Regions from separate parts of the Homo sapiens genome. Here region 1 is linked to region 2. A link is a loop called in an ENCODE intact Hi-C map of the cell type or tissue named here. Cell type or tissue: A673. All regions are shown on one strand. Links, peaks and the distances in the headings refer to the core of each region. The heading gives the core; the rest is flanking DNA. Region 1 overlaps LOC105372666 (a long non-coding RNA gene). Region 2 overlaps LOC105372666 (a long non-coding RNA gene).

Region 1 (10,785 bases), core at 813-8,812, 140 kb after region 2:
ACTGAGGCTGCATAATTTTTCATATACTTATTTTTCTATGAATTGCCTGAGGATATTAAATTTTGTTACCATAGCCAATGCCCATAGAGGCATTTGTTCAGTGTCAACTTACATCAAAAGTGCCTCTCCCAGCCTCTTCTCTCACCACTCTGCTCATGCACCCATCCTAAAGTCAAGAATCAGAGTTGTAAGCAACAGAAACCACCTCTGGCTACTTTGAGTGGAAATGGAATTTAATAAAGGATATTTTGTGATCAGACAATCCCCATGAGAAACAGAGAACCAGCTCAGCCAGGAAACAAATCCAAAAGCTCCTGAAGAACTACCTCATGAAACACCAAGGAGCCCCTCTAGACTCAGATCCGGGGGCTTGCACCACCTGCATCACCGTGTGGCTCTGAACACCACCACGAAAGCCCCTGGAGCTGCTGGATCCAGGACCTGGGTGGAGCTCCCACAGCACTCCCCAGCATGGGTCCCACATGGTGCCTGCTTCAGCTCACCAGCAAGAAGCTCAGGGTCTGGGGTGGGGTGTCTGGCTGTAGCTGCGCCCTAGCTGCAAGAGAGGCTGGGAAGGTGAGCCTCTGCCTGCTACAATGGATGACAAAGACATCTGGGACATTTTCCAAGCCTAGGAAAAATGCACACACACACACACAAAACAGAGGTTTGAACAACCAGAAGAAATAGCAAATGTACAATTCTTAAGGACCAGATCCATGTCTATGACACCTTTAGATGTTCAGAAGCTTCCATCTGTTCTATCCAAGTCAGGAAATCTGGAGTTCCTCCTCATCTACCCCTAATACATCAATTATCTCCCTTTTATAAATGCTGATTCCTCTCTCTAAAATGGTCTCTCTTCTGACTGTCAAAATGTTGGTCCAAACTACACTCCATTAAAAATTAAACTTAAAATATATTGTAGAATCTGAAGCTTCAAACTGTATCCCATGAGAAAAAAAACAACCTGTTTTCTGCTTCTTGCTACATTTCGAAGGAGACATTTGACTCATTCTTATGTGGAGGATGACTTTCCCCAGGATGGAAGACAAACATTCTCAAACAGACATGGTCCCTGTCCTCCTGGTACCTACAATACTAAAAAGGAAAAAAAAAAAAAAAAAAAAAAAAAGTTTGGAGCTTCCTGTAAGCGAAGCCCTGAAGGTTCCAGGAGGTTTGGGCACCTGGAAAGGGCATGGAAGCTGAGTGCCCCTTCCCACATTCCTTGCCCTATCCATCTCTTCATCTGGTGTTCATCGATATCCTTTGTAATGTCCTTAATAGTAAACCGGAAAACATGTACACCTAACAGCATGGTAAGGAAGCCCCAGAAGGATGTTTCTAAAGACCATGAGGGAGTCTGAAACCTGAAATCACGCCAAGGACTCTCTGCTTCCCTTTCACTTGGGGTGTCTACCTGATGCTGCCACAACCAATTGAAACATAACATTAATAACAAAATTAGTTTTTTTGTAACTTTAAAAAAAAGTGCTTAATGAATGAACAGGAACTTCTTCCTTAATCCAGAATTCTTCCAGCCATTCCTTTCCATTTTTTTCTGCACTGCAGCGATGGAGGCCTGTGATGAAAAATCACCTAATGGTGTTGATTGATAACTTGACAAGTGTAGACAGATATAAACATGTTTTGATACAGGCATTCAATTTGCTTGACTTTCTCTTTGCCGCACTGGATGGTGTCTCCCAGAAATGGTGATTGGGCATCTATGTGTCTCAAAGACCAAACTATCTCTGCCCTTGAAGAAGGAGGATCTACTTTTATAACATTAGCAATCAGAGCTCCATTTGAATGGGCAATCAGGCCCTTTCCAGAGAGCTCTGGGTGGTGTTGGGGAGGGCTTCTGTACCCATTCTTGTCAGCAGGATGGGACCCCCAGGAGGTATTTCCAAAGCTGGGATGTGTGGACCCTGTGTATTATAAAAATTTTATTTTTATAACTTTTTTTAATATTATAAAATATGCATTGGAAAAATCCAAATATTATAATATTTGTAATATTATAAAATATGCACTGGAAAAGAAATACACCACAAGAAGAGTAGTGGTTGTCTTGGTGAGGTTAAATTAATAAGATTTTTACATTGTTTTTATTTCTTTAATCTTCTACTATACCACTGCCCCCTCTCTCCCTTCATCTTCACTAGTGGAGGATCTGCCCAGCTTTCAAGACACATCTGCTCTCTCTCTTTCCTTCCTCCCCATTTATTTGTTCTCTCTCTCATTCTCCTCTCTCATTCTCTTCTCTTTCCTATTCATTTTCAAATCAATATCTCTTCCCCCTCCTCTCTCATTTACTTTGTCTCTCTCCCATCCATCCTCATTTTTCCTACCCAGCTTAGCAACTCACAAGACCTCTGGCCAGCTCCACTGTCTCTGGCTTGCATGGCCTGGGATTAGATTTAATTGTGTATTCATCTCATCTCTGCTGGTGCTGCTGCCCTCTTTGTGGGCACAGACTCTATTTAACTCATTTTTAATTTCAAGCCATGAGTAACATAGCAGCTTACACAGGTTAGGTACTCAACAAATGTTCACAGATTTGAATTCTCATGTTGTCTTTAACCAAGGAAGGTTTACCTTATCAGATTAATGGTCTCCAATGCCACTTCTAAGAAATTGAATCTGCTTGAACCTAGCAATATCCTTGAAACTAGGGCTTGAGGTTTTCCATGAAATCCACACGTGGCACCACGGAAGTTGTCCCACCTCCTCACAGGCATCAGGTGAGTCCTCATGAAAATTTCCGTAACTGTCTCCCAGGTCATAACTTTAGTAAGTTATTCCTGGTTTTAAGAAATGAGAAAGCTGGGCGCGGTGGCTCACGCCTGTAATCCCAGCACTTTGGGAAGCTGAGGTGGGCGGATCATCTGAGGTTGGAAGTTCGAGACCAGCCTGACCAACATGGAGAAACCCCATCTCTACTAAAAATACGAAATTAGCTGAGTGTGGTGGCGTGTGCCTGTAATCCCAGCTACTGGGGAGGCTGAGACAGGAGAATTGCTTGAACCCAGGAGGCAGAGGTTGCAGTGAGCCAAGATTGTGCCATGGCACTCTAGTCTGGGCAACAACAGCAAAGCTCCATCCCAAAAAAAAAAGAAAAAAAGGAAAGAAAGAAATGAGAAAATATGGTTCTGAGGATAGAAATGCTGACCAAAAATGTAAACCTGCCCTGTGATCAAGAGACTCCGCTAGAGATTCTACAGACACACCCACAGGTGTGTAAACATGGATGTCTCTTGCAGAGCTGTTAAAAATATCCAACAAGTGGGCCTGGCACAGTGGCTCACGCCTGTAATCCCAGCACTTTGGTAGGCCAAGGCGGGTGGATGGCTTGAGCTCAGGAGTTCAAGACCAGCCTGGCCAACATGGCGAATCCCTATCTCTACAAAAAATATAAAAATTAGATAGGCATGGTGGCACACACCTGTTGTCCCAGCTACATGGGAGACTGAGGCAAGAGAATCATTTGCTTCCTAGAGGTGGAGGCTGCAGTGACCTGAGATCGTGGCACTGCACTCCAGCCCGGGCAAGAGAGTAAGACTCTGTCTCAAAAAAAATATGTGTGTGTGTGTGTGTGTGTGTGTGTGTGTATGTGTATGTATATATGTGTGTATATATGTATATATATGTGTGTGTATATATATATATATATATATATATATAGAGAGAGAGAGAGAGAGAGAGAGAGAGAGAGAGAGAGAGAGACAGAACAAGTGGCTCCACCTTCAATCCCTCAATCCCTGGTTAAATAAATGAAAGAACATCCATACAGACTATAGAATATTCTTCAATAGTTACAAAGAATGAGCTAGACCTACAGGTAGTGAAATGAAGAGACGGCCAACACACAATTGTTCACTAAGGAAAGCAATATATCAATATATAGACTATGATTCCATCAGAAAAAAATAATAAAAACTAGAGGTTTCCTTTTCAACTACACATGTGCACAGGAAATGTCTTAAGATACACATTTAAATCTGAACAGTGACTATTCTGGGGAAGGAAGAGGATTTGCAGGAAAGAATGAAGAGGAACTATCATTTTTGACTCTATGTTAAGAATTATATTATGAAATGCTTACGGTTTGAATTTTTATAAAAACATGTTTCTGTAATATAGGTGTAATTATAAAAATTAAAAAAGAATGGGAATTTCAGGACAAAGTTAGAGAATTCCCAAATATGTTAATGAAGTCTTTTGTACAAGAACATGAAATAAATGTATATTGATAAAATGCAGACATGTATTAGGTTTAAATAACTTTGACATGTCTGCGTTATATCAATATCATAATTACAGCCTTAACCTAAAACTGTTTAAGAAAAATGTAATGCAGTGAAATAACATAAATTGAGAAAATCCTGTTATTTTTTCTGAAAATTAGAGGGAAAGTCACAATTTGTTTTTAAAGGTAGTGTAGACCAGTGTGGTTTTAAGAATACCAACATCTGCCAGGCACGGTGGCTCACAACTGTAATCCCAGCACTTTGGGAGGCCAAGGCAGGCAGATCACCGGAGGTCAAGAGTTCAAGATCAGCCTGGTCCAACATGGTGAAACTCCATCTGTACTAAAAAATACAAAAATTAGCCAGGCGTGGTGGCAGGTGCCTGTAATCCCAGTTACTCAGGAGGCTGAGGCAGGAGAATCGCTTGAACCCTTGGAGGTTGCAGTGAGCCGAGATCATGCCACTGCACTCCAGCCAGGGCAACAAGAGTGAAACTCTATCTCAAAAATAAATAAATAAATAAATAAATACTATCATCTCATACAGCATAGTTTGAGAAACCAGAGGGAAAAGAGAAAGGTAATGAGTCTAGAAAAACTAGAATCAAAGAAATGTAGGCCATGACTATTGTGGAGACAATATGAGCTTAAGAGACCGAAATCCTGAAAAACAAACTGAAAGACTCTCCTGTAAATTGTTTTAGATAACAAAAGCCACCCTGGAAAAAGTGACAGGATCACCCACCCAGAGCCACACTCCCTCTCTTTGTCTTTTCACATAAGATCTAAACAGACAATATTAATATTTACAATAAATTTTCTTCATGAGGTAACATATAAAGAGAAACAACAGTCAAAAGACCTCTGGGATTACAATAATTTAAACTTATGTCTTTTGCTTCTATTGTACCATAATACCGCTGGGACTGTATACATATTGAAAGATTCAGGGTCATGTATACTTCTTAAAGTGAAGTTTCACACATATAAGCTGAAAATAAAACAATGTCTGGGAGGAAATTTCATAACATGCTCAACAAGAATCATATCAGAATTCATCATCTTATAGCCTTTTTTATTTTTATAAAAAGAAAAAGAACGTTAAATACACAACTAAATAGCGCCCTCTAGTGGAATATATTGTTTATACAAAATACTCAGAATTTGACCTATTTCCAGAAAATATTGCATCTCACATTTGGTATGGATAAAACAGACTATGCTTAGAATGTATTGCTTTAAATCACAACTTTCTTTGTTAAGGTCATTATTTTTTTAAGTGTTTATTCTTTTCAGCTATTAAATGCAATTTTGGTCAGTCTTTAAAATATCGTTTTCATCTCAAATCACATCAAAACTGGAACCACAATCACTTTTCTTATTAAAATACCACCCTTTGTTTAGAAATCCTTGAATGCAAGCATGACCCCAAATGATTGTAAGATGGGAACACATCTACCCCCTCTTAAATACTTCTTAAATATTTATCTTTTTTGGGCTTCGGCAAAAATCTGCTGATGTCATCTTGTGGCCTGATGCAGATGACAATAACAACCAAATTAAAATCCCTCTCTAGGCAGAATGGAGAGATTCTGAGAAAGCCTGCTGCAGCATAATCTCAAAAAAGCACCCAGGACTGGCGATCTTTACATAACCATTCATCATAGTTGGTCTCTGTTTATACCACCTGAGTGAAGTTCGGGAAAAGATTTTTACTTTTTATTTTATTTTATATTTTTTGAAATGAAGTCTCACTCTGTCACCCAGGCTGGAGTGCAGTGGCACGATCTCGGCTCACTGCAACCTCCATCTCCCAGTTTCAAGCCTCAGCCTCCAGAGCAGCTGGGATTACAGGTGTATGCCACCATGCCTGGCTAATTTTTGTATTTTTAGTAGAGACAGGGTTTCACCATGTTGACCAGGCTGGTCTCAAACTCCCGACCTCAAATGATCCGCTCGCCTCAGCCTCCCAAAGTGCTGGGATTAAAGGCATGAACCACTGCGCCTGACATGGAAAAGATTTCTAAACTTAGCATGTGGAGAAGGTTCAACATATGATCAGAAAAGTCAGCAACAGGAAGTATCACAAAACAAGGTTCTCAAACAAACACAGAAACATTGGACTTTTTGAACAAGGAGAGCATTTAGAGTTACCCAATATCTCACCATCATAATTTTCATCATATTAACATCCCATGTGTCCGTTTACTGACTTAATGTTTGTCTTTAACCAGCTGGACTTTAAATAAAGGAGGGCTAAGATCATATTTCATATATAGACACTAGCAATAAAAATAAATAAAATATTTTAAAACAGTATTATTACATGCCAGATACTATAGTTTGGATTGAAGACTGCTTTCTTCTGTTAAAAGAGGAAGATTAAAAGAGAAGAGAGGAGTCTGGGTTAAAAGAGCACCCGATGGAGACTTTCTTGTCAATATATATGGAGGGCTGACTGAGACATGAGAACACTTCCTCCCTGTGATTCCCTGCTATTTAAAGCGAGTGTCCATGTGGCACCAAAATCATCTCCCATATTGGCAGGTCTCTGTCTCACACTTTAGGAAGCATTAATCAAACTCCCACTTCTCATATGATTCATGGAAAAAATATAACTCAAGAAGGGAAAGTGCGTGCCCACAGTCCCTATAACAGACATGGTGCCTGGCTCACAGCCCCTAAAAGGACTTTCCATTTTACTAGGCAGGTGCAAAAGTAATGGTAAAAATCGCAATTACGTTTGCACCAACCTAATAGTATTCACTAGGGTAGTTCCCTCTGCCAGCGTCCCTTCTCTTTGCTGAAGGAGTTTCCCTGGTGGCAGGAACCCACTCTGCTCATGCACTCAGGGCAAGCCAAAAGTCTGGGAGAATTAACATCCCCAGGAACAGCTCTCAACCAATGACTAACAGGACTGGGGTGTAAATACCCCAGCTCCCTCTCCCACTTGGTGGGAGAGGTGGGAGGGGCATGCTTTCCACATTCACTTGGGATTAAACTCCAGTTACCCACAGTGGTAACTTGCTTAATAGTGCACCCTTTCTTGGCTCACTACTAGTCTAACATCCCTACTCCTTTATGGGTGTTTCCTGGGATTACCACCCAATAAACTAGTTGTACTCAAATTTGTGTCTCCTCTACCTCTGAGGAATCCCAAATTAAAACAAGTAGCAAATTAGCAGTACAGTTCTTTTTTTTTTATTTTTTTTTTCCAGAGATAAGACCTAGCTCTGTTGCCTAGGCTGGAGTGAAGTGACCATTATAGCTCACTGCAGCCTCAAACTCCTGGATTCAAGCTATCCTCCTACCTCAGCCTCTCCAGTTGCTGAGACTACAGGTGCACATCACGACACCCCTGGCTGATTTTATTTTTAGTAGAGATGAGGTCTCACTATGTTACCCCAGCTGGTCTCAAACCCCTGTCCTCAAGCGATCCTCCCACCTGGGCCTCCCAAAGTGCTGGGATTGCAGGTATGAGCTGGCCAAGAGTCAGTTCTTAAACCCAGTTTTTCCACCTCCAAGTCTAGGATTATTTTTTTCTCTCTTTGCCAAGGTGTTTGGACTAACCAAGCCATCTCTAAAAAGATGGTGGCTTAAAATTATGATTATGCCAACTATAGGGTGACCAACCATTCTGGTTTGCCCAGGACTATGGGTTCCCAGGGAGTGGGACTTTCAGTGCCAATACCAGGAAAGTCCTGAGGAAACTAGGAACAGTGCCAATCACCATAACCAGCTACTTCTTTTCCCTCGGGGTAGAGGACCCCAGTTTCCAGTTCAGAGACCCTGGACCTCCCATATTTAATAAATAGGCTCAATCCATAAAACATCACTTCAATAGTTAAGCATTTGGGATTCACCCAAAGTGCAGTACTCAGCATTCAGGTAGCAGACACAATGGTTCCACTCTCTGCTAGTGATGTGTTTGTTTTAGCGTATATTAGGAAAAAATTTAGCACAAAAAATCTTTGATTTTGTAGACATCCTTGTGAAACAAGATGCCAAGATTGGAATTAAGCTTGATTTTTTTAGTTAATTTAATGAAAAACAAAATAATAGTACGCATTTATATATCGATGGCAAAAAAATCTTTGACTGAAAACTTGGAGAAATTTGACTACAGATAATACTAAAATCCTTTCTAACTTGTTACATAAATTAAATTTGATTATTTAATCTGATAAGCAGATATCCAACTGATTATGTCCTTAAGTGACCATTCCTCTTAACCTATTGAAGACAAAAATTACCATCTGTCAGCCAGCATGGTGCTGTGTGTCTGTAATTCCAGCTACTCAGAAGGCTGAGGCAGAAAGGTCGCTTAAGGCTAGGAGTTCAAGTCTAGCCTGGGCTGTAGCAGGCTACAGCAAGGTGTAGCAAGATCTTATCACTTAAAAAAAAATTACTATTTGTCAAGATTACAGACAAATGAATCCAGTGGTCTTTACCAGGTGGCACATAACAAAAATACATTTCAATTACTCTGTTTAAGGGGCCCTTGCTATATGAGGCTGGAAAAATTAAATCACAGATAAACTGCTGGGTGCCCATCACTAGACTAAGCTTGTTTTTTCAGAAAATATGTCCCAAGCACACAACCCTTGTGCCAAACATTCCGCCTGGTCTTTTATCCAACCATGAGAACAGCAAACACAACCCCTGCCTCGGGGAGTTTACAACCAAGAAGGCAATAGACATTAACTGAGCAATTACATAAATAAATATGCAATTATTATAATCAAATAAAAAAATCTTTAGCATGCTATGTTCATTTATGAAGGAAAATGTACCTTTATTTTCTATAACTGATCTTAATCTTGCTCTTTGACCCCTGGGTCAATGGGGTGGGCAGATGGGATGGGTAGAAATAGAAATTTAAATTTGCCAATTAAGGCATCTCAGTCTCTTCTTGTTTACATACAGTATCTTTTGGCTTAAAATAGAACCTTTCAAGTAACTTTTTATCTTTTGACTAATTTTCTCCCCAACCTACTTTCTGAGATTACTTTCCTCTCTGTAAAGAAGTTTGGTTCTTTCAAAAATTGCCAGGCATGGTGGTGCATGCCTATAATCCCAGCTCCTCAGGAGGCTGAGGCAGAAAGATCCCTTGAGCCCAGGAGTTCAAGACCAGCCTGGGAAACATAGTGATACCCTATCCTGTTTTTAAAAAAAAATCAATAACCTGTGAAGGGACCCTGGTGATCACTTCCTATGGTCCTTCCTTTCTTGTTACTGGGGTTGCCCCTGCTCCTCTCTGCTCCCCATTTCTGCCCCAGGCTCATGGTCCTGGCCCTCTGCATGCCCATCACCTACAGTCTCAGAAACAGAGGCCACACCCTACATACAGCAGGATTACGAATTTAAACTCTACCACTCAAGTAACAAGTAGAGCTTCTTTGTTCTCCATAACTGGCATCTTCTCCCTCTAGAGCCTCCTCCCCTGTATGGTAACCATGAACCACGTGTGACTATTTCCATTTACACTGTAATCAATTAAAATTAAAGAAAATTAGAAATTCAGTGTCTCATTGCATGAGCCCTATTTCAAGTGTTCAGTAAAACTGACCCATGTGGCTAGTGGCTACCACATTGAACAGGGCAGATATAGACCATGATCATCCTCACAGAAAGTTCAACTGGACAGCGCAGGTCTGGAGCCCAGAGGAAGTAAAAACAAACTTGCCCATTAAGGCATTTCAGTCTCTTCTGGAGACTTCAAAAGATTTCAAAGAATCTTTTGAGCAAACTTTTTTTAGGTTTCTCTTCACTCCTCTTCCAACAGAGGGTGCCTGCATTGAAGTCTCCCAGGAATTCACAAAAGTAGTATGACATCCAAGGGCTGGATGGCCACAACCCTAGAACTAGGGGAACTGAGGTCAGAGTTTCTCCAGATCCCCTGGAACAAGGAAGCCTCCGGATGACAATGTTATGCCCGTTTTCTAAGTGAGAATAGTGTTGCCAAGAACTTAAACTATTTGTCCAGTCATGAAGCCCAGAAGGAGTGGAGTCAGGATTCAAACCAGGTCTCCTCCTGTGAGACCTCAGCTCTCCCCATCCCATCCCATTGCCTCCTTACTGCTCCACAGTGCAATACATCTCCTTGCTCAAAGGCATGACCCACCGAAGTTTTGGTGGACCACTGCAAAAATCTTCACTGGGGAACCCAAGGGGTGGATGGTCAGCATCCTCATCAAACCCAACTAGAGCTGTTGTTCTGAGGGCTCTTCAACCAATTTTCTAGTGTTAAGGAACTTTATTTTTTTTATTTATTTACTTTTTATTTATTTTTTTTTTTTTGAGACAGAGTCTTGCTCTGTCGCCCAGGCTGGAGTGCAGTGGCGCGATCTCGGCTCACTGCAAGCTCCACCTCCTGGGTTCACGCCATTCTTCTGCCTCAGCCTCCTGAGTAGCTGGGACTATAGGTGCCCGCCACCATGTCTGGCTAATTTTTTGTATTTTTTAGTAGAGACGGGGTTTCACCATGTTAGCCAGGATGGTCTCGATCTCCTGACCTTGTGATCCGCCTGCCT
Region 2 (10,785 bases), core at 1,311-9,310:
AGTTTACAGAACACTTGAGCTTACATTAACTGTAAAAGCCACAGCAGCCTCATGAGAAGGTATCCTCCCCGTTTCACCTGTAAAGAATACGAGACTGGGCCGGGCACAGTGGCTCCCAACACTTTGGGAGGCCGAGGCAGGTGGATCACCTCAGGTCAGGAGTTTGAGACCAGCCTGAGCAACATGGTGAAACCCCTGTCTCTACTAAAAATACAAAAAATAAAAAAATTAGCTGGGCATGGTGGTGGATACCTGTAATCCCAGCTACTCAGGGAGCTGAGGCAAGAGAATTACTTGAACCTGGGAGGCAGAGGTTGCAGTGAGCCAAGATCATGCCATTGCACTCCAGCCTGGGCAACAAAGTGAGACTCCATCTCAAAAAAAAAAAAAAAAAAAAAGAAGAAGAAGAAGAAGAAGAAGAAGAAGAAGAAGAATATGAGACTCGCAGAAATTAAGTAGGTCATGAGGGGGCAGACCCAGGAAACAACCCAAGTCCTATCACTTAAATTCCACAAACGCTTCTTCTATCATTTATTCTGTACAGGTAATTAATGGTTTTCAAAGTCTTTTCACACACCTTAATTCTCTTGACATTTCTAATAATCCCATGAATAAAGTCAACTGAGTTACAGAGAGGGTAAGTAAAGTCTCTAAATGCTCACAGCTTTTAAGTGGTAGAGCTGGCATCAGAAACCAGGTCTCCAGCAAAAATATGTTTTAAATCTCCTGTTCTTTCTACATCTCATTGCCAGTATCTTAATGCAAATTCTAGTCCAGTCCAGCTCAGAATGCTCTCAGCACCTCAGCTATTCTCTAGTTAAAGTTAATATAGAGATCTTTTTTTTTAATTCTGACTATTTGTCAAAAGAAAACAAAATTAAGCTGAGAAAAGGAAGGAAATAGTAGGAGGGAAAGGGAGAGCCTGAAAGCAGAATTTTAAATATGATTAGAGGAAATATATATACCTTCTCTTCAAAGCAAGTAAGAAGGAAGGATTGGAAAAGTGGCACTGAATTTCTTCTGTCCTGGGACGCCCACCAGCACAGATGTAAAATCCTTCCCCAGCTACTTCCAGCCAAATTAAGAAAGAGTGCTGCGCCGTTGTTTGCTAACTTTCTCAAGGCAATGTTTGTCTTTTGCAAGAACCAGGAGGGTTCACACTGGGACCAGAAAGAGGGATATTAAGCGCATTTTTTAAAGCTATCTTTTTAATAAACTGTATCCATAATATCTAAGCAATTCACACTATTCCCCCACAGACTCTATGTTTCCACCCCACTGGCCCAATGGCTCAATAAAGTCACATCTTTCTGTTATTAATAAGGCAGTTCACCTCAGGTACTTCTTTAATTTCCTGTGTTTTTTTTCTCCAACGCAAAGTTAATTTACTTTATCCCTTATCCCAAGAATGATAACAGGGTTTCTATAAAAGTGAACATTCATGATCAAAGGGAAGCTTGTATTATAAACAAATTATTACAACTGGGCTCCCTTTGAAATATTTTAACTTAATTAAGCTCAAACACTTTTGGCAAAGGTTTAAAAACTTGGGAGTAATTGAAGAGCCATTTCAGTTTGGCTGGATTTTTCTTTTAACGTTGGAGTAGAGGGAGGGTAGTTTACATGGTTATAGCCTACAATGTTGCGCTGATATTGTTCTGTAGTTGCTACCTTTTTAAAACAAAAGATATTAAACAAAATTGAATTTGGGGATGATGGAATTGTTACATAGCTTGATGACAGTGGTAGTCTATATGACTGTGTACATTTGTCAAAACACATAGAACTGTACACTTTTAAAAGAGTTGAATTTTACTGTGTGTAAATCATACCTCTATAAAGCTGACTTTAAAAATTTGAATTTGGACTACTCAGCTGAGTTGAAAATATTCTCAAGACAGTTTTTGCAGTATTGTCTATAGTGGCCAAAACAAAGAAAAAAATAACTGGAATAATGAGAAAGAAAAAAATAACTAAAAAAAAAAAAAAAAAAAAAGCTGATCAGTAAGGAATTTGACTGATTTTTTAAATGACTAAAATCTATATCTATATTGACCTGGAAGACTCTGTAAAATACTATTAAATGGGGTGGGGGGGCCGTGGGGGAAAGCAAGTTGCAGAATAATGTGTTGGTAAGTGATAATACCAAAAACCAAAGAAGTGGTACAATCTCATTTAATAAATCAACAGAAAAAAATCTTGGTAAGATTAAAAGTAACTAATATTTATTGACTACTACAATGTACCATGCATGATTTTAAGCAATTAACAAGTATTGCCCTATGAAGTAGGTACTACAGAGCCATCTGAGTCTTGGGGCCAGATATGTTTTGTAAGTCAGATGCTTTGAATTTTAGAAAGTAATATAGTGCTGTATTAGTTACCTATTGCTGTAAAACAAAATGCCCAAAACTTAGCAGCTTAAAATAACGACAAAAAAAATGTATTATCTCACAGTTCCTAAGGGTCAGGAATCCGGGCAAGGCTTAGCAGCTTAGCTAGGTGGCTCCATCTCAAGAGTTCTTGACCTTGGTTACAGTCAGGATGCCACCCAGGGCTGTGGTCTCATCTGAAGGCTTGACTGGGGCTGGGAGCATCTGCTTTCAATCTCACTGAGCTGTAGCTCACCTTAATTCTTCACCACTTGAACTTTTCTACAGAGTTACCTCAGAATATGGCAGCCGACTTCCCCCAGGGCAAGCAATTCAAGAGAGGATGACAGAAGGCATCCAAGATGAAAATTACATCCCATCTAATCTAATCTTCAAAGTGCCATTCCATCACTTCTGCCATATTCTGTTCATTGGGAGAAAGCCAACAAGTCCAGCCCACATTCACAGGGAGAGTTATGTACAAGGGCATAAATACCAGGAAGAGGGGATCATCGGGGGTCATCTTGGAGGCTGCTTACCCCAGAAGCACTTACCATGGATTATCTAATCCTGCCGAGTGGGGTCTGGGATGGCAAAAACATTACTATTTCTGCATTAAAAGATCTGAACATTCTCACTAGCTGCCATAAATAATGACTATAAATAGCCTTATGTCAGTTTAGGCAGGTTCTGCTTCCAAATGAGTTATAAAAAAACTTTTGATTTTCAGAGATTTTTAGGTTTCAAAAGTATGAAAAAAGATTGGAGATCTGTATTATTATCCCTCACTCTACAGATAACAGGTGCCAGGGCACAGGGAGGTTAAATGTGTGTATATATGCTGTGTGTCTTTGTATGGGCACAGGCAACAATAGAGACCCACATACATCAAGCTCTTAACACTGGTGTTCCCATATCATTAGAAGTGGAAGGATAGAGGTTTCTATACATGTCTTCATGAAATATTACAAAATCATGCAGTAGTCCTCTTTGTAATTTTTAAATTAATAAAATACATTAATATTGAAGGGTTAAGAGGTATTTCTGCCATAAGACAAGCAGTTTACATTTATGTTACAAGAGCCAAAGACTGCACACAGAGTAATGTTCGCTTCTAACATGCAGGATTGTTTGAACCTTGCATATCATAAAATGGAAGAAAAGAGTAAGAATAACAAAAAAAAATAAGAGAAACAAAAGTGTGGTAAATTAGAGGCATTTCCTCAGCTTACATATGGTTGGGAGTAGTCAAGACAGGACAGAAATGAGCCTGCTGTTTTATAAAACACCAAAGAATGTGTTGGGGTGTAGTGGAGGAAGAATTCTGATTTGATATGATTTTCGTGTGAGTTAATGAAAAACACTGCATCATTTAAAGGTTGGCCAGCCTTAATTAGAACACAAATAGTGGTTAAACTGAAACTTTATTTCTGCCTTTTAAGCTATTCTCTCTCTTCTGGTTTGCACTGATTCTTAATCGGAATTTTGAATATGTATTAAATATTATAGGAAGGAGGGAGTTAGTCCTTTATTTCAGATTTTACTTTTTTATGATCTGTTTAAACAGATAAAAACTGACTTTAATAACTGCAAGCGATATTAGCTACAGTGAATGGCCCTACTTCTGATTCTGTATATGTTTAACAAATTAAGCATTTCGCCTTTATGATTAAAGGTAAAGTGCTTAGCCAGGCACGCGGAGAAATTCATACAATCTCCTTTAAGGGACACTGATAAGCCAAATGTCATTGGCTTCTATTGTAATACTGGAACTTTAATGTAACACCTCAATTCCAAATACATTCCCTTCAGATGGTGAAGTGGCTTTGAGACTGTGACATGGCAGACATCTTTTTTCAAAGCACATTTTCTTTTCAGGGCCCGGATAGAAAAGGAAATTTGCAGGAATGCCAACAGGGCAGCCAAGGCTGTCTTGTCATGCCTCAGCCTGCCACGAGGTGGCGATAAGCCCCAATGGCAATTACATATTTTTTATTAATAAGCCAAATGGGCATTCTCTTAAATTTGTGATATGACTATTGTAGGCCTCAAGGAACTCATTCATTCTACCACCCAAGAACCACCTTTTTCCCCAAGAGAAAAGTATGCCTGAGTGGATTTGCTTTAGCAATGTATTTTTAAGGTATAATGAAGGATGATACTAATAATAAGAGCCAACAGTTTATGCACTTGAGATGGTATGGTGTGGGTGTAAAGATCAACCACCCAACTAGGTTCAACTCCCAACTCTGCTACTTAATGGCTGTGGTGTCTTGGGCAAATTATTTGTCCTCTCTGTGTCTTAGTTTCCTCATGTATAAAACATACAATAACAGAACCTAACTCAGAAGGTTGATGGAAGGCAGTAAAGTCCTTGGAATACCGCATGGCACATAGCAAACATTTCTTAAGAGGTAACTATCATCCCTATGTGCACCCTGAGAATGGATCCTTTTCTAGCTATTACAGTGAATCCTGCCAACAACCCTGAGAGTAAGGACCAGCATTAGACCCATTTAACAGATGAGGAAACCAAAGCTAAATAAGTGAAATGAATTACCCAGGGTCCGAGTCTATGGTAGAGCTAAGACGTGAAATCATATCTACCCAACTCTAAATCATGTTCTTAACCACTATAATATATCATACAGGCCCAATATTACAAGCAATAAAAATCAAGAACTGCAGAATTCAAACTGAGAGAATAGCAATCGCACTCCTCTCCTCCCTCCAATAAAATGGGTCTTCGTCTCTCAAACATAATTCTATTTCCCTTCCTTTACATGGTTTAGCTCCCCTAAATTAAATTTTTGCCCTAACATGTATTCCTGAAACCCACAGGAGGTTATCTATAACCTACAATAACCTAAATCTTTAAAAATTTCTGAGATACAGTTTTGAGATGAATTTAAGAATCTCCCATTAAAACAAGGTTAGATTATTTAAAAGCCAAGAAAAGACGATTCCACAATTCTGCACAAGATAAAAATAGAATTCCAAGTCCTCTACCCAAAAAAACTGCACCGCCTTCCAACGGCTGGGGTTTTTTTCCTCCTGTCAGTCCTTGAAATGACCTTGGTTTAATTACCTGCATCTCAATGAGTGAATCTACATAGAAAGTGAAGGTTAATTAATGAAGGATCGTTTCTTTCTCTAAGCCCACCAGGCAGTGGCTGACAGCAAGTCTTGTCCACGCAGTATCATCCTATATCTCATTAGAAATGGTCAGATTGATGTACTCGCTTTGGACCAAGGGAAAGAAAGAAAATAGTTTACTAATGATGGCCACTTGCAGTGAGCAGTCACAAAGCTTCCCACCTGGCACCTCTAACCTTGAATGACACTGCCCCTGAATTCATAGACTCCAAAATGTTAGTCCCAGGTAGAAATGCAGAATCAATTCTAATGAGGTTCAGACACTTGTATAGCAGCTGCAGTATAGTCACACAACTCCTATATTATTATTCTCTTAACATCCCTTGTGTTTATATTATTTTTAAAAAATATATTTGTTCTAGAACAGTTGTTCTAGAACAGTTTGTCAATCTCAGCATTGATGATATTTGAGCCCGATAGTTCTCTGTTGTTGGGGGCACCCAGTGCACCGTAGGATGTGTAGCAGCATCCCTAGCCTCTACCCACTGGTTGCAACGGCCAGAGATTTCTCCAGACATTGCCAGATGTCCCCCAAAAGGCATAATTGATCCACATGGGAACCATTGGTCTAGGAAGAAATGAAATTTTTACAGTTTGTTTTAGGTTTTCATGTTGAAATAATTTCAGACTTAGAGGGAAAAAAGTTGCAAAACTAGTATACCTGTACACTCTTCACCCAGATTCCAGATTCCCAAAATGCTTCCATTTCACATAACTATAGTCCAATTATTAAAAAGCAGGAAATTAACATAAATATAATACTGTTCAGTAATTTACAGATCTTACTCAAATATAACCAAATGCCCATCAATGTCATTTCTGGTCTAAGACTCAATCCAGGATCCAAACCAAGACCCAACCCAGGACCCAAACCAAGACTCAACCAGGGATCCAAACCAAGACCCAACCAAGGATCCACACTAAGACCCAACCCAGGATCCACACCAAGATCCAACCCAGGACCCAAACCAAGACCCAACCCAGGACCCAGGACAAGACCCAACCCAGGACCCAAGACAAGACCCAACCCAGGACCCAAACCCACACCAAGACCCAACCCAGGATCCAAACCAAGACCCAACCCAGGATCAAAACCAACACCCAACCCAGGATCCACACCAAGACCCCACCCAGGACCCAAACCAAGACCCAACCCAGGACCTAAACCAAGACCCAACCCAGGATCAAAACCAACACCCAACCCAGGATCCACACCAAGACCCCACCCAGGACCCAAACCAAGACCCAACCCAGGACCTAAACCAAGACCCAACCCAGGACCCAAACCAAGACCCAACCCAGGACCCAAACCAAGACCCAACCCAGGATCAAAACCAACACCCAACCCAGGATCCACACCAAGACCCCACCCAGGACCCAAACCAAGACTCAACCCAGGACCTAAACCAAGACCCAACCCAGGACCTAAACCAAGACCCAACCCAGGACCTAAACCAAGACCCAACCCAGGATTCAAAGCACATCCACGCCAGGATTGTGTGCAGTTGTCATGCCTCCTTAGTCTCCTCCAATCTGTGACAGGTTCTCAGTCTTCCTTTGTCTCTCAGGACCTCAACATGATCAAAGAGCACTGACCAGCTACTTTGTAAAATATCTCTCGGTTTACATTTGTCTGATGTTTACTCATGATTAGCCTGAAGTCAACAATTTTTGACAGTGGTGCTGCGCCTTCTCAGTGCCTCATATCAGGGGTGTTTAATGTACTATTAACTTTGGTCTCTTGATGAAAGCAGTGTCAGCCTCTTCTCCACTGTAAAGGTATTATTTCTTCCTTTGTACTAAATAGTGCCTTCTGGGGAGATTCTTTTAGTCTATGAGACTATGCAAATATCCTGTTTCTCACCTTAATTTTACCCACTAATTTTAGCATTCACTGATGATTCTTGCCTGCAATAATAATTACTGTGGTGTTGGCCAAATGGTGACTTTCTATTTCTGTCATTCAGAATTTATAATTGGAATTCCACTGTAAGGAATAGCTGGTTTTTCTCTCCCCATCTTAAAGTTATTTTTAAAGGAAGTTGTATCTCACTACCATAAATGAAAAACCAGAATTAAAATAATTTTATGATAAATAATAACAGTAAAAAATGAATTCAATGAAAAAAAATTCCAATTTCTAACTGGCTATTATAGCCTTTAAATCTCCCTATCTGAAGTCTCATTTCTCTTTGTTAAAAAGAGAAAAAGCATTAGAAAAGCATTTAAGAAAACCTACTAGAATAAAACTGAACTTCTCCTTGACATATAATCAGAAGGACTGGAAGACATTTAGAAATGGAATCACTATGCAATTCAACAATATTTGGTGTTGGACCTAAATATCACCTAGAGTCTTCTCAATTTACTCCAGTGGTGTGTGACCTGACTTTCGGGAAAACTAGCTAGCTTCTGCCATTTCCAGATGAAGTAACTGAGGTCCACAGAAGGTAAGTTACCTGTTTGATAGTCATTGATAGAGGGTTTTTGCTGCAAGGAACAGTAGTAACTCAAAGAAGCCTAAGAGACAAGTGCTGGGGGTGAAGTGGGTTGGTAGGTGGAGATTTGTTATCAGCATGGTAGTGTGTCTCAGAAAACCCAATGGTAAGATTGCAGCCAGACGAGGGAGGAACTCGAATCTGGAAAAGAACTGTGACCAGGGCCTCTGCCTGTCATTTCTGCTTTTCTCTGTGCATCTGTTTTATTTTTCTTTCCCTGTATCCCTCTCTCCCTTCTGTATCTCACTCTCCCTTCTATATCTCATAGCTATCTAAGCTTCTCAGTTCACATAGCAAAATATGGCAACCACAGGACAACCAAGTCACCACACCACACTCGGAATTCTCATTAGGTCTCCCTGGGTCCCAAAGCTAAACTCCTGAAAAGGAGAATCGGATTGGCCCAACTTAGGCCAGGAGAACACCCTTGGTCCAATCAGCTATATGAAGGAGCAGCATCACTTAATTCAAACATCCCTCAACAGGAACAGCAAAGCAAGTTTGTGTATCCAAAGGGCAGGAAAACTGGTTTCTCAATCACCAGTCCAGTTTCTTAAAATATTTTCCCAGCATCAGTCATTGGTATATCAGCCACCCACATACCACCTGTCCTAATTTGTCTTTATACTTTTTTCTTTGACCTGAATCAAATAAAAGCATTAAGTCAGGAAACTTATGATAGTGTGACCATAAATAGGAGAATCCAATTTTTTTTCTAATACTCATTAAAATACATACATATTACTAAAACCAAGAATGCACATCCTGGTATTGGATAAAAGCTCCAATGTTATGCATCCCCTGCTTCTGTGAATGCTCGGCACTCTATCCTTTGGAGTCTCTGTCCTCTGTTTATTACGTCCCCTGGAGCCAAAACATTCTATGTTCAAATCATTCCATTTTCAATCCATCCTGGCCTTATTCTTCCTAAAATTAAATTTTTCTGACTTGGAGAGTTGCACATCGTTGAAAAATTGACTTTTGATGTTTCTTTGAGCTCTTCACACCATTTTTTTTTTTTTAAATAAACCCTGCCCCGTTTTTTACTTGTTTTTACTGGTGTTGCCTCCAAGCCCTAAGGCAGCGGGAGGGGGGGTTCTTAAGGGTGGATTTGGTACATGTTTTCAGCTTCAGTTTTAAAGGTCCATGCAGATAATTACCTAATACGTACTTTGGAAGGTCCAAAGTTCTGAGGATAAATGAGGAGACCTTGAGCTTGCCCTCAAGGAGGAGCCCTCAGGATCTTGAGCAGGGACAGAAACCAAAGTAGATGGCCACAGAGAGCACGATGAGTGCTCCGTGGAGGTCCAACTGCCCCACTCCCCACCAGGGAGTGAAAGCAAAGGGGCACTTAGTCCATCCGAGAAATCTGGGCAGGCTTCATGGAGGACAGGGCACCCAAGCTGAGACTGAAGGAATTGCGGAAGGCTGGAAAAACCAAGATGAGGAGAGAGCACCCTAAAGAGGAAAGATCTGTCTGAGTGAAATAAAACAGGAAAGAACCGTGCAGCCAAGGGAGCAGCTGGTGCTGCCAGAGGATCGACTCAAGGGCGAAGTGAAGTGGGGTGAGGCTGGAGATGTCTCCAGGCTCAGCTTGAAAGCTATACTGGAAGAGGTATCTTTAAATTTAAATTAAAAAAAAAAATCAACACGGCACCTAGAGAGAGGCCAGGAGAGGAGACCCGGGAATAAAGAACGGGAGGAGGATTCTCAAAACCTGTGCTCAGAAACACTGGTCCTCATGATGTTCACTGATGTCACCAAATATGTTTGGGAAACACTAGACTAGATTTTTTTTCTTTTTCTTTTTTTCTTTCTTTCTTTTTTTTTTTTTTTTTTTTTTGTGAGACGGAGTTTCGCTCTTGTTGCCCAAGCTGGAGTGCAATCGTGCAATCTTGGCTCACTGCAACCTCTACCTCCTCCCAGGTTCAAGCGATTCTCCCGCCTCAGCCTCCCGAGTAGCTGAGATTACAGACGCCTGCCACCATGCCTGGCTAATTTTTGTATTTTTAGTAGAGACAGCGTTTCACCATGTTAGCCAGGCTGGTCTCAAACTCCTGATCTCAGGTGATCCGCCTGCCTCTGCCTCCCAAAGTGCTGGGATTACAGGCGTGAGCCACTGCGCCTGGCCGACTAGATTTTTTTCTAATGCGACGAATGCAAGACTTCTCAGAGCCCAAGACATGGACACACCCTGTGAATGTCTAAGTGTGGGTAAAGCTTTTCCCAGACTCTCAAGCCCTCACTGCTCAGAGTGCACTCAGAGGCAGCTGCAATGGGCTCACCTGGGAGAGAGTCGGTAAGAAATGCAGAATCTCCATTTTCATCAGATCCCCAGGGGATTCCTGTGAATACGAACGTGAAGGGAGCAGGCACTGGCCTCCATCATGTTAAAATGCAGATTCAAATGTCATTGGTCTGGGATGAGGCCTGAGAATCTGCATTTCTAACTTTGCATAACAAGATTCTAAGCCATAAACACTTTGGTTTAAAGACAATCTCTGGTGACGAATGTTCTGCAAGAAGAGTCAACCCTCTTGGAAAAGTGGAAGACATCACCCAACTATCAGCAATCTATTCCCTGACCATTTTGCATTTGGAAACAAAGAGAATTACAAGGAATCCATGTTAGTCTCTGCTGAAAAGATGTTGTAGTTTAGTTGGAAAACTAATACTTAATGACGAGAAATAACTCATGAACAATAAAATTACATATTATAATTTTTTTTTCAGCAAGTCTTTATTGAGCTTCTACTACG

Evidence for each region. A loop is a pair of places that touch in the nucleus more often than their neighbours do. Peaks named below come from ENCODE experiments on the same cell type or tissue, not always from the same donor. Only the 100,000 strongest peaks of a DNase experiment are listed, where the experiment ranks them.
Region 1: it touches region 2 in a loop (8-fold over the local background); 47 of 110 quality-filtered maps call a loop at or near these places.

The regions. Positions count from the first base shown.
Region 1 is chr20:52,237,417-52,248,201 of GRCh38, reverse strand. All of the region lies in intron 2 of LOC105372666 (a long non-coding RNA gene), which reads right to left. Among named protein-coding and RNA genes, the nearest start is that of ZFP64, 51 kb to the right of the region's middle. In A673, for the core only: CTCF peaks have their summits at 5,174 and 5,374 (motif pointing left); a DNase peak (open chromatin) is centred at 5,381; H3K27ac peaks cover 1,224 bases.
Region 2 is chr20:52,373,461-52,384,245 of GRCh38, reverse strand. All of the region lies in intron 4 of LOC105372666 (a long non-coding RNA gene), which reads right to left. Among named protein-coding and RNA genes, the nearest start is that of ZFP64, 190 kb to the right of the region's middle. In A673, for the core only: CTCF peaks have their summits at 4,126 and 4,329 (motif pointing right); a DNase peak (open chromatin) is centred at 4,315.